Regions from separate parts of the Homo sapiens genome. Here region 1 is linked to region 2. A link is a contact called in ENCODE Hi-C data. All regions are on one chromosome and are shown on one strand. The core of a region is the stretch at or near the end of the contact, and the rest is flanking DNA. Distances in the headings are between cores, read along the strand shown.

Region 1 (6,581 bases), core at 170-2,669, 1.7 Mb after region 2:
TACAATAAAGAATTGCCAAGACCTGGTAAGATTCTCCTCTGGCTGCTGCTTTTCCTGCCCTAACAACTGGTACTATTCATGCCTAAAGCACAAACTGAATAAATAGTTTCAAGGCTGGCAATGTTGGACAGTGCTTCCTATTTTGCTTTTCCTTGAAAGGCTAAATCGTGTGCTTTCTTGCCCTCTCCCAAACACGTTGCACTGATATTCATTATTGCACCAATAATTTTAACTTTCTTAATACTAAGTATGGAAGGATGCCTCATAAGATAAAAATAGTTCCTGTTGTATCATCAGTCCAGCAATAGATTAGGGAAGATTAAAAATGGATTGTAATGCCTTCTTTGGCCTTGAGAAAGCTCTTATTGTGCCCATGGTTCAGTAGGCCTGCTGATCATTTCCATCTTAATGTAATCTTTAACATTACACTGCTACAGGTGAGATGTTAAGTAATACATTAAGACAACTATTTTCACTGAGCAATTTCACAAGAAATATGTTTTTAGCTAAATTAGACATTTAACAAATGCCATTTGTAATTCAATGCAGAGGAGACAGCATCCTTAAAACAAGCTATTGATGTGACTTTCCCAACATAAAACAATACTTATGTTTTTTTAATTTTAATTGAAGTCCTGAATGTGAAACTATCGCCGTCAGTGCAGTAGACCAACGGAAAGCACCAAATACCTTAGGATTATGAAATAAGCCATATGCAGTTTTATCTCTAGCAGACAGAAATTCTTCATCCAAATTAGGAAGAATCTACAGGTCAAGTTAATCATGTAGCTGTGACGTGCTGAATGTTTTTAAAACTTTAAGATCATTTAGATGAACACTAGGAAACTCAGAGGTCAGGCAGAAATGTAAATTGTAATATTCAATGAAAATAATAAATGAAATAATTGAGATGAAATATTATCTAAAGAATGCATGAGAATAACTGAATCTGATAAAGTAAAATTAAAATTAAGAGAGAAGAGAAAATAAGAAAGTGAGCAATTGAAAAACGGAATAATAAATAATTTTTTAAGAAAAATAATTTCATCATGTATTTCTCTATGCTACGTACATAAACGCAAACGCTATAAATAGAGTTATTGACATTTGGGAGGTTGATTTGTTTTTATCAACATCGCAAAACAGAAAATTTAGGTTGCAGATTTTCACATGGCTATCACGTTCAGAATCCAATCAGGTTCTCCTTCTTTACTACTTGATGACTTCTTTAAAGATAAATAAGCCCGCGGACCAAGAAGTGGGTACACTGGCTCGGTTAACTCTCTCTCCCCAGAAATTTCACTACTGAAAAGATTATTATTTGGGGGCGGGGAAGGGGATGTAGAGGTCTTTAGGACCCAGCAGGCGGCGGCAGGCGGCAGTTGTGTAGATCGCTGAGAGACTACGAGGGTCCGGTTCAGTTTTAATTCTGTCTCTAATCTCTGCAACAGCCGCGCTTCCCGGGTCCCGCGGCTCCCGCGCGCGATCTGCCGCGGCCGGCTGCTGGGCAAAAATCAGAGCCGCCTCCGCCCCATTACCCATCATGGAAACCCTCCAGGAAAAAGTGGCCCCGGACGCGCGAGCCTGAGGATTCTGCACAAAAGAGGTGCCCAAAATGAAGACCCTGATGGTGAGTCAGTTGTGGCAACTCCACCGGGCAAAGAGGGGGATCCCCGGGCTCAGGGTCCACGGGACGCACCGTGGAGACTCCGAGACGCCTAACCCTGGGCCGCGAGGTCGCCTGTTACAAAGGGACAACTTTCTACCCGCTCCGCGTTCCCTCCCGATTCTCCAGCTCTGCCTGGCTCGGAATCCCAGAGCCAGGATGGGAACTCGGGGTTGCCTCGCCTCCTAGATCTCCGGCGAGAGGTCCGAGGGGGTGGCGGAGAGCTGCAGGAGCGATGGAGGAGTGGGCAGATTGCTCAAGGGATGGGGGTGCCCAAAAGCAACAGCCTGCCAAAAACTAAGAGGGACGGGGAGGGGGGACCTTTGCAGACTTTCTTCGTTTTCTTAGATTTCAAACTTGCAAGGATCGCAAGGATCCAGGGCCCCAGGAAAGGAGGGGTGTGAAGGACTCAAAATTCCAGCAGCTTGGCTGGGGTGGCTGCGCCAGACGGGCCCTTCCCCAAAGTGCAAACCCACCCCTGTCCTCGGCCCCGGCGCGCTCCCTCCCTCAGCCCGGGGCCGTACACCACCTGCCCTCTACCGAGAGATCTGGGCGGCGGCGGCCGAAAGCAGCGACGCGCCCGGAGCATCCCTTGCGATACGCTAGGGGACGGTGCTTTCTCTGTCCCAGTTGCGTGCGGCGGGGCTGGGGCCCAGGCCGCCCCAAATCTCCCCCACTAGAGTGACCACCGCACAGTTGTCCCCGCTGGGCGCGCTCCTCCGGTGTCTGCGCTCAGCCGCTCTCCTCTTCTCTCTCCCGCCCGCCCGCAGCGCCATGGTCTGGCAGTGTGTTTAGCGCTCACCACCATGTGCACCAGCTTGTTGCTAGTGTACAGCAGCCTCGGCGGCCAGAAGGAGCGGCCCCCGCAGCAGCAGCAGCAGCAGCAGCAACAGCAGCAGCAGGCGTCGGCCACCGGCAGCTCGCAGCCGGCGGCGGAGAGCAGCACCCAGCAGCGCCCCGGGGTCCCCGCGGGACCGCGGCCACTGGACGGATACCTCGGAGTGGCGGACCACAAGGTGACAGCATGCCCGCCAGCCCGCTCGCCACTCAGCCTGGGGATCCCGCACACCTGAGCCTTCCCCCTTTCCCGGGGCTGGGAGGCGCTGTGAGTAGGTGCCGTTCGAAGGCTGGAGGGGAGTGGACCCGCTGGGGTAGGGTGGGCTAGTTCCAACTTGGTATGAATTCTTATTTGGAGAAAGACACAAAGTTTTGTAGAAAATAGGGGTGAGGTGCGTGGACCCCAAAGCCTAATTTCCCAGCAGAAATCGGCCCTGGAACTAGAACTCCCTGATCCCCAGAATTGCAGCTGCGGATGGAGGTCCGGTTCCTGAAGCCTCGGGTTTGGCCGCCGAGTCGCTGCCTGGTGGGAGGAAACTGGGGTTGGCGCGGGTACCAGCCTGAGCGTTCCTCTGACCCGGAACCGGAGGGTGAGCGCAGCCAGCCCGCGGCCACTGCTCGGGATCCAGCGTTCCCCTCTGATCTCTCCAGCGCATTGCTTTGGGCTGAATTCTCTCAGCCCTGGGGAGTGGTGCCCAGGCAGGCATGGAAGACTTGAGGGACACACTCAGCTTCCATTGGTTTGAAACTCATCATTGTGAGCCTGTCTTCCTCTGCCTTCCGGGAAGCTGCTGCATGGGGTGGCTAATAACTAATAAGATGAATTTTTTAAAATTGGGCCTCCTTTCCCTGGAATAATAAATATCTGGTTTCAGTGTGTGAAGCCTCTGGGAGAATCCTAATCAAGTTTGCTGATTCTGAAGATATTTTAATACAGTTTAAATGTATCCGCCATTATTTGAAGCTGCTCGTATGTTTTTATTAAAACACAATTCCACTCTCTATCTGCTTTATAAAGCTAGAGGATTTCTTGAAATCTCCCAATTATTCTTTTTATTTTACTAAATTTTGTGGTTGTGAACCGAAGTAATATATAGTAGATGCTCCTTTTGTGTGCAAAGGTCACTCTAACCATGCGTGAAAAAGCCAAACTTTTTAAAAAGTGGCATTCAAAATATTGCCACACACCTGTTTAATGCATAATGCTAAGGATTTGAAAGGTATAAAAGAATTTAAGGCAGGACCCAGTCTTACGGATCTTTAAATACCTGAGGACAGAACAATATACCATGAAATGTGTGTAGATGGATAAACCAATAGATAAAAATGTGTAATAAATGCTAGATATGAACAGTACTGTAGGGGTGCAAAAATGAGAACGATGACTTCCCTGGAAAGATCAAGGAAAGCTTCTTTGAAAAAGTGGAATTTTGCAATGAGAAGAATTCAGGGAAGCAAAAAAGGAGGAATCAATTTCATTAGGAAGTGATTATTTATTTATTTATTTATTGTTGTGGCAGGAGCAGGGGTTGGGGGGTAGGGGTGTTAGTAGACTTAAAATCCAAAAGCAGAAGGCTATCAATTTTACAATTACAGCTTTTGTTTCCGCTCTTAGTTGTTGATTGATTACATGCTTTGTATCTGCATGTGCAAGCAACCGATAAGGGCTGGAGTTCTAGGAAAGTTTAGACATTAGCTTCTGACTGTAGATGGCTGTGGTGTTTATGTGTAACTGGTGTATGATGGATATACTGAGATCATGGATTTCCATGGCTATTGTTTGGTGGAAATTACTGTCTAACACTTGTGAAGCTTTGATTAATGGCAGCATCAAAAGGTAAATTTGCTGAAAGTTTTGATCAGCTTTTGGGAAGAGATTTCTAATACTTTTCTTCCTGTGTTCTTCTGCTGGACAGACACCAGCTAAGAATATTGAGAGCTTAATGCAAAGTATAATAACCTAATGCTTATGTTCAAAACAATGTTTATTGACCACAAATATGTTTGATTTCAATTTTTGTTTATCAGAGCTTTATTTTATTGAAACAAAGAACAGTCCTTTTCAATTTGGAGGGCGGGATGTTGATACCCTACATGGGAAATTGAAATGATATGTAGTAAAAGGGTTTTACAAATTGTGAAGTGCTATATGAATGATAAATATTGTGTGAAAGTCATTGGAATTCCTAGTAGAAGAAGGTCTTTGGAGATAATTATGAATATCAATGAAATTATCTCATGGAACACCAACATCTCACAAAATTCTATACCCAAAGGTTTTGAGGGAGTTCACGTCACCACAAGCAAAGGAAGAAAGGCATATCTTAAAGTCTATGTCTTCTGTTTAGACATTATCCCAATTGTCCCACTGAACTAAATGTAAACTTCTCAGAATGCCTTAACTGATTCTCTTTACCGCTACTATTTATCTGGCTGCAAATTGGGCAGAGTTCCCTTACAGATGGTCATATGAAGGTGCATGTGTAAAATGTTGTTTATGTTCTCTCCAAAAGTTCCTGTTTAATTAGGTTTATTTGATATCTTCCTATATTCTTGCATAGGCAGAGGTGGAAGACATTGTTAGAATATTGCTAGGAATTTTTTTCCAATTATGACAGGGGAGGGTAAGAAATGAAAGCCTTTCTATTCTTATTATATTGCCAGATGATACTCGATTGCTAATTTTTTTTTACCCTCACATCAGGCCTCAGGAAAATGATGGAATATGCTGGATGTGATGACCACCAAGCCATATGCTGCTGCGTATTGAATCAGAATTCCAACAGCCTTTTTTATCTGCCATTGTTTTACATAGTCTGGAGAGAGTTACAGATATTATTTAGGAAAATGTTCACACCTCCATAGCTGGAGGCCCCAAAGACTGATAAATATGTAGTGTATAAGCTCAGTTACATGATGTTGTTAACATTAACAGTTCCAAGATTAAATTCAACAGGTGGTCCTAATCCCCAGCACCTGAATTTCACAAATTACAGCCTGTCTGCAATGATGGTCTTGTCTCATATGGCTGCAGACTGAATTACTGTTGAGATTAAATCACTGTGTGCTTTTGTTGAAATATATGCTGCAAGTCAAGTCAGTGATGAGCGGCATGTGTTGAGGCTTAAAATATCACTTTTCATGGTCATATTCTCTACTTCCTCTTTCACAAACTATGTGAGCTGCAATTGTAATTTCAGTATCACTAAATGAAGGCTACATGGAGTTTCTTGTCATAATGAAGGCATTTTCTGTTTGAGTCTTTCTCTTCTTTCCCAATCCCTTTCCCCAGACCAATTCCCACAAATGTTCCACCAACTCATTTCCATCGTGTTACATGTCTGTGTCTTCAGGTACTATATCTGTATTCTAACATTACTCTCTCAGTCCCGATTTGTGGAAGCCAATGATAACAAGATTGCTTAGGTACAACTGAAGAAGCCAATTTTCATGGCTTTGGGAACCTTCTGCATTTAGAACTGTAGCCTAATGTATAACCAAGCTAACACACACACACACACACACACACACACACACACACACACACACACACACCACACACATTAAATCAAGAAATACTCAGAGGAAAGCTCCAAGTCTTATAGCAGAATGGAAGGGAACATGGAACACAGTTCAGTTTCCAGTCTGGATCTCGTCTGGGTAGATGAGGTCATTTGCCATCTGGTAGACCCTGTGAAATGAAACCGTGAGCTAATTCCCATTTCTAGAGGACAGGCTCTTATCACAGAAGGCCCACTATCACCCAGACTGCCCTTTACTGAAATGGCTTATGAAAGGGCGGTGATCAATGGGGTCTACAGCTAAGCAGCTATCTCTTTGCTTCAGAAGTAGCCCCCAGGGATGGATTTTACACATACCAATAACATACTTGTCCTTGGTTCTTTCCATTTTTAGGCACTCAGTTATTCAGACAAATCAAAATTGCTTAGTGGTAATAGTACTATTACTATTAACTGGTAACTATCTGGTTGGAGTGGTAAGACAAGTGAATGCAAGAACTGAAAAATAGTCATCCAAAACCGGAATTTGGATAAATGCCATCTAACTTATTTTAAAA
Region 2 (7,210 bases), core at 2,342-4,841:
ATTGGGCCTTTGGTGGCTCCTCTACATCCAGACCTCTCTAGAGAGGTGAAGGAGGATGTGGTAGGAGAAACATTATGTTCACTAAGAACCTCCTGTGTGGATGAGCACTTAATTCAACATTGTGATTTTTTATGACAATTTCCAAGTGATGCCATCTTCATTTTACAAATGAGAAAGCTCAAGTGTTAAAAATTTAAATTGCTCAAAATTCCATTACATATTTTACTAACTTCAAACCTGTGCTCTTACTATAATAACACGTTGCCTACCTCTTAAACCCTGAACTCCCATGAAGGAAGGAAGGCAAGCAGGGAAGGAGGAAGGGAGAGGAGGAGGATAGGAAGGAAAGGAAGAAAACCTTGCCACAGTTACAAGAACCAGTCTCCTGTAGCAGAAATGGCATATAGAAGTTATTTAAGTTTTTAAAATTCATGGCTCAAGATTCTTGGGCCAACTTTTTTTTTGTAAAAGCATAGCTTTACGAGTTACACCGGAGGTGGAAGTGTTGCTGGGGAGAACCTTAGACACCAAAGTTGTGGGCGGTCGGCGCAGGCTTGTGTGGGGCTCATTCACCCTGGCTAACAACTTGAGCTGAGGGTTCCCTTATCAAAATGTCATCCAAGCCTGTGAATAGGAGGCTCACACAGCCCCACTTCTGCCTCTCACCTATCCCCAGAAACCGAGAAAACCATCTGGTTTTTGCACTTAGATAAAGTTTAACTTTCCTGCCACACTGGCCGAGTTGGGCTTTCAGACATCCCTGGGGAAGTGGGAAAACGGGGATGTGGAAGGGGAGGAGAAGCCTGAAGGGCCTCGGTTCCATCCTCTTTCTTGATCAGCGAACTCCAGGCTATATCTGCCCGGTTTGCCTAGGACTTGTAGGGAAACGCGGTAAAGGGAGGCGGGTAGAGAGTTGGATTCTCTCTCTCTCTCTCTGGCCACCTTGGATTTCGGCTTTTACAGAATTATGCAGGCAGAGTTCTGTAGAAAGAGGTTAGAATCAGGTTTCCATTGGTCCTGATTTGTTTATCATTCTAAACAGTAAAATGCATATAAAACCGGCACCTCCAAACCACAGGCGTGCTTAAGGCGCTATTGTCGGCTTGGAAATGTCACAATGAATAAATGGTGTGATGGACTTTAGCGTTTCGCGCCATAGCTTTTAGCCGGGAAGCTTTCCAGGCTGCCCTGCTTAATTTCGGCGTGGTTCCTAATTTTCTCTCTCCCATCCTCTCTCTTAGACTGGAAACGCTTCCCCTATTTCTTCCGTAGCGGACCGGGAGAGCTTACTGGCGCTCTGCGAACCGGCTGGAAAGAAACACCGAGTCACTCGTACAGACTCTTGGTCGCAGAACTTGGCTTTCCGCTATTGGTCCTCCAGAACCGCTTGAAACAACTGGCCCCAGCTGGCGCATCAGACCGCAGTGAGGAATGCCGCGGGGCGGGTGGCGAAGGCAGGGTCTGCCCGCCAGTGGATTCCCGGGTGTCCCGCGTGGAGCAGGCTTGCCCAGCTGGGAAGCCCATCAAACCTCAGTCTTGGCCCACAGTGGGAGAGAGACCAGTGGGTCCCAGACGGAGGCCCTCGCCCGCTTTTGGCGACCTCCACTGGCGTGAATAAAAGCACCCCTCTCTTACCCTCAGAAACTGTGGGTAGCAAGGTATAAAACGGAGTCTGGGACCGGTAAGTCCCAAGGTGAGCCCGTATACAGCTCTGCCATCTCTGAGGGGTTATGCAGATTCTGAGCAGGGTAAGTTTGTGGAAAGAACCTCTAGAAGCAATCTCCTAAAGTCTTTTTCCAGACTAATATTTATAATGGTTACACGTGATGGGCAAAAATCCAAAGACACGGTCTCCTAACCCTGAACCAAGTGTGACATCCACAGTTTCAGAGTGGTTTTAGCTGAGATTTCACCTTCAGGGATCGAAGGAGTCGCCAACCAGAATTCTGCCAGAATCCGCACCTTCTTATGATCGCGAAAGTCTCCCCATCCTCCACCGCCTCCTACAGTCCTATGGCCCACTGTACCCTTGGCGCTGGAGCCCTGGAGGTGGGCGGTGAGGGCCGCGGGCCAGGGAAAGCTCGGGTCCGCAAGAGCAGGGCTCTGTTTCTGCGCCTGCAGGCCGCCCGGGAGTCCTGGATGCGCCTCCTTTGACCACGTTTTCTCTCAGGCTCCAGCTGTGCCTCGCCCCGATCTCCACAGGTCTGACCCAGGCGAGTCCCTAGAAGGCGGGCGGGAGGAGCCGTAGCAGGGGCAGTTTCGGGAATCCGAGTTTCCGGAGATTGCCTGAGCACCGCAGAACCTCCAGGTTAAGTTCTCTCAAACGTGTGGTTACTCACCCCGAGGAGCTCAGAGGCAAAGGGTTCAATAGTCAAGTTGGTGGGGACTTTCCCTACTTAAAGTTATAATTTGCTAATTCGGATCTATTGCTTTTAAATATCGAGTTCCAGAGACCTCTGTCAATGCAGGCTTAATTTCATCCCACTGATGAAGGATGTTTATAAACGGCGCCTGCAGTGCGAGCTGAGTGTGAAAATATCAGTTTTATGCCTTTTGATAAGAATTACCGAGGCGGAAGGCTCATTAGACGATTACAAATTTCGCAGCTGCTCGCAGCCCAATTAGGCAGCTCTTCGGGTGAGTGGAAGCTGTGGGGGTCAGGGCGGGTTGATGTTCCCTCTCTCCAGCCCGGACCTCCAATCAAGGCCTGGCTCCACGGGATCTAGACCCCTTCCCTGCCCCCATCTGTTTTTAGGGAGATACACTCAAGGCTTCCCTTAAGCAGGAGAGGCACAGCCTGGGACAGGACGCACTCCGAAGTCTCTCAGGCTGTCTTTCCCATGGGCTTGCAAAAAGCCCTGTGGTCCACGGATGTTGGTAGACACCTTGGGTGGGCCTGCCGCCTCTGATTTTCAAATTTTCAATTTAGTAGGTAGGAACTGTCACGACGCAGGCGATTGCTTTTCCACCTGTGGACACATAAGATGATGTTTTTTTGATCAGAGTCTTCGTTCAAAATTGGAATCAATTGGCGTTTGGGCTAAAAACCCTCATTACTAAGACCAAACAAACAAACAAAAACTCTTTTGATTTTTAGCGCACCCCTGTAAAGTAGGAAGATAACTTTTCCGTTGCCCCAGCCGAGGATGAGCGTGGGTAAGAGGCGTGACGCGAGCTCCAGGGAACCGGGCCACCAGGAAGAAGCTATACCTTCGTACGCCCACCCCTGACAAAAGGTCAGAAGGTCGTTGGACCCCAGACCGACAGGACGATCAGCCCTGGGATTCATAGCAAACACATTCCCCTCTTCTTGCACACTCGACCCCCAGCCAAAGGCTTATACCGCCCAGGACATAGAAATTGACTCACCGCCCAGAGGCTTACAGCTCAAGGAGGGGTGCGCGCAGCTGCACCCCGGGACAGGTCAGCATCCCACAAGGCGCCTGGAGTAAAGCGAGGCCAGACCAATCTTTCACGTCTTCTGCTCCTGTCTGACGACCATTCTTCTTCCCCAAGCCCAGAAACCTCTAAAAATGAATCATTTTCTCCACTTATGCAGAGATAGACGCTCTTAGATCAAGGTTAGTATTTTGAAAACCTGACTGAGAGCCGCCTGATTAGGCGAGGGTGGGTGGAAAGACCGCATAAATGCCCGCACCCCCGCCCTGCTTCCCTAACACAGCTCCAGCTCTCTCTGGATCTCCAAATGACCCGCGCGATAAATTCTCCTCGATAGTAGCCAGACAGTACCCCAGATTCACTTTAAACCCTAACACACACACACACACACACACACACACACACTGTAATTAAATATCCAAACCGGACCTTTATGTTTAATTCCACTTTCAACGAAATCCTGCTCTATACACGACCTGATGGCGCCAATGTTCTGCACGACTCTGACTTTCCATTCGGAAGAGCGGTCTCCACAACGATGCTATTTCATGGAAAATGCATTATGTGAATTTCTCCACCACCCCCAATACCGATTTCTGCATTTGATGAAAAACACAAGTCTTTCTGGTTCCCACGCACAAGTTAGCTTTTTGAAAAGTCAGTCCACCCCAATCTTTCAATTTTCTAAGAGGGCACAGATTAATTATATCGTCCTCCTCCCTTCGCTCAGTAAATTTAAACGAGATCTCCCAGAGAGGACCGGCAGGGGGATGGCTAATATTAACTTGTGCGCAGCTGCGCGAAAAGAAAAACAATGGCGATAGGAAAATGCTCTGAAGACTCTAGTGTTTATGGGAGAAAAATGCAATGGAGGAAAAACTAAATTTGTAGTGGTAACTCGGTCCCAGACTCTTACACAGGCTCACTTCATCACAGGAAAGGCTATCTATCTCCTCCGCTAGCCGGCTGCTGACCGAGCTGGGGTCTGGGCAAGATCATTTCGCTCTTTTTCTTCTATACAAATAAGGCAAGGAGATAAGATATGTGTGTGTGCGTGTGTGTGTTTTACATATATATTTCCATCTAATTAAAGCAAAATCCTATGATTCTGTTAAAGGCCTTTAAGAAATAGACTCCTAGATCTTCTTAGTTTCAGAAGTTTAGCTTTTTAAATGGAAACAAAAATCATTTAAAAATAATCTTTTAACCAAATTTGTCTTTATACACTAAATAATGAAATAAAGTTTATACCACAAAGAGTCTGTTTAAACAAACACACCTTCCAATCTTAATCAAAATTAAGGTACCCTGAATACCTCCCTCCGCCGCTTCCCCGCCCCGCAGTCAGAACTTGAGGCAGAAGACAAGGCTGCTCGGGCTTACATTTTGTCTAGGAGATGAAAGAGCAATACTCATTAGCAACATACTTTTGTCTTTCTTGTAGCCTTGATTTCAAATCTAGTCGCAAATCATAAGCTTTTGTGTTGCTCAGATGTTCCTTCTTTATCTTAATGAGAAAACTTTTCGGAAAGGGAGCGCGAACTGCTAGATAAGTCAGCTCCCAGGCTGCCAGGAGCGGTGGCATTCCTCGGCTACACCGGACAGCTGCGAGTTTCAAGAGAATGACTAAAACTTTCAAGTCACCCAGACCTCCACTTCCCCTTCTGCTTGCTGCAGAAAGAGATGTAACCTGAATCTTTGTTTAGGTTTGGGTTGGGGAGCGAGAATTTAAAAGTTATGGCAAATGCAGACAGCAGATTTTTTAAAGTCAAGTTAACAGGACATCCCCCAATTTTTTTTTCTTTAGTACTAAACCTGAAGTCAGTTGGCGTGTTCTGATAAAGATTTTAACATGTAGAGAAGGCGGGTTTTCCTGAAAGAGGCGAAGCAATTTCTCCAGGAAAGACTTTCCCCCACACGCCCCCTTCCTTTATATTAGGTTCCACCCTCTGGAAAACAAAACTTTTTTTTTTTTCTTTTCCTGGAGGGACTCAGGAAAAGCTCAGTGCTCACTTCACTCAGAGCTCAGTGAAGCTGGGAAAGGAATTTTAAGAACGGTTCATCAGAAAGTGGTCAGGCCACAGCGGCCTCTTTGGACGAAGACACACTTGTAGCATTATCCTTCTCGGCATCAGCTTTTATTAGTGGATCGGGGCGGGGGAGGGGGGAGATCGGCAGACACGGACAGCCTCTGACCCTCTGGAGTTGGTATGTGATAAGCAGCCCTAGCAGTGCCATGTATTGGAAGAACGATCAGATGTTTGTGTGTAAACTAGTAGCAAAGGACGTGCCGGAGCTGGCAGTTCCCCCTGAGAAGGTGAGCGAGCCGACGCCTGGCCAGACCAGCTGAATCGCAGTGTCCTTGAAACTCGAGTTGTTTGGGCTCCTAAACAAGGTTCAGAAACTACCTGTAACGGCCTCATCTTCAGACCTGGCAATTTTTTTTTTTTATTACGTAGTAGCGTTAGTCAGTAATCATTGCACTCCCTCCCCAAAAGCTCACTTAACCTGAGACATGGAGACTGTAATTTGGGAGATGAAGCCTCGAGCCTAAGGCGCTCTCAGGTCCATGTGAGTCGTGCTTTTGTTCTATTTGCTGTGGTGATCGTGGCGGTCCGGGAGAGTGGGTCGGGAGGACTGGGCGGCTGTCGGGTGGAACCGGAGACCTGGCTCGTTTCGTTCGGCTGCCCGCGGACACTTGCCTGCCCTGAGGCACACCTCCCTCTGCGGGGCTCCAGAAAGGCCTCCGGGATCCCTGGGCTTGCCGGGAGAGCCATTTTACCTAAAATGCCAAAAGAAAACCGCAGGGCACAAAACGAGTCACGCGGTTTGTCTGAGTAGACTGGGGAAGCTGACAAGCTCTCACCTCACTCGGGAGGCAGGACCTGTGGGTATTTGGTGTTTTAAGTTTGAAATCATCTGCAGCCTGTCTGAGGGCCTCAGCAGGACGCGCGCGGGGCGCCCCTGACTATTTCTTTGCTCCGAAGCCGGTTGGGGACACCAGGCGAAAGCGGAGCTGTTCTGTTTAAACGCCCTTTGTGTGTGAGGACGCGGCCTCAGTGCAGCTACGCTGGGTCCCGCGTAGGGAGCGCACCCCAGAAAGGGAGGGTCTCGGCCGACGGTCCGGGAGGCCCCCAGGTTGGTATCTTGCCTGGTGCTTCCAGAGGGAGGGAGAAGGGGAGGCGAACAGTCAGAAATGCAGAAGTGCGAGCCGCTCGAGTTCGGGGTACCCACCCGCCCCCGAGCTAGAGTTTTTGGAAACGAAAGCGGTCTAAGCCCAGGGACGCTGCGTTTTCGTTTAAGAACAAAACTCCAGCAAATACTTGGAAACACTTGAGTAACGCGCGTTGTTTCTTTAAAACATTTTGTCAGAGGTTGGGTGAGTTCTTTTAATGGCACAAATTAAATTCAGCTGGATATTTTCCATTATTCTACCCGCTTTTTGCGCTGGTTAAAAATAATCCTTTAGTAGCTCAAATGTTGACTTACTGAGCAATAAGTGGCAATTTACACCTTAAAGAAACGAGTGTAAATCACTCGCCACTCTAATTGCTGTAAGTTTACGAAAGAGCTGCTGGCTCGGTTTAATCTGAAGCATTTTCATTCAAATTGTCATCGGAACAAACACCAGGCTTCTTAAATCCCGCTGTAATTAGCTTTCAAGTATCCTATTAAACCTCTTCACCTTTCGGGCTATCCTATTCAAAAAGCCCCCTTTTTAAAATATATATGTGTCTTGCTCTTTTAATTGAGGTTATTAAAGAAATCTAGTTTCTTCTCCCACCCCCTCCTCAATCCTCTTTTCTTCTCT

What was found. A loop is a pair of places that touch in the nucleus more often than their neighbours do. Pooled maps may share reads with other maps.
Region 1: a map of naive thymus-derived CD4-positive, alpha-beta T cell shows a loop between it and region 2 (20-fold over the local background). The contact joins the promoter of ST6GALNAC5 here to the promoter of LHX8-AS1 in region 2. A Hi-C loop is called at or near these places in 1 of 168 maps with a recorded cell type or tissue (naive thymus-derived CD4-positive, alpha-beta T cell), 1 of 37 single-sample maps with no recorded cell type and 5 of 50 pooled maps.

The regions. Positions count from the first base shown.
Region 1 is chr1:76,866,061-76,872,641 of GRCh38, forward strand. ST6GALNAC5 (ST6 N-acetylgalactosaminide alpha-2,6-sialyltransferase 5) reads left to right here and starts at 1,420. Exons shown (of 5, transcript NM_030965.3): 1 at 1,420-1,630; 2 at 2,437-2,682. The coding sequence starts at 1,616. RefSeq lists an enhancer at 2,295-2,504.
Region 2 is chr1:75,128,985-75,136,194 of GRCh38, forward strand. It overlaps LHX8-AS1 (LHX8 antisense RNA 1), which reads right to left and starts at 3,592. Exons shown (of 2, transcript NR_187397.1): 1 at 3,370-3,592; 2 at 1-2,969. It overlaps LHX8 (LIM homeobox 8), which reads left to right and starts at 5,404. Exons shown (of 9, transcript NM_001256114.2): 1 at 5,404-5,970. RefSeq lists a silencer at 1,246-1,446 and enhancers at 2,352-3,551, 5,709-6,221.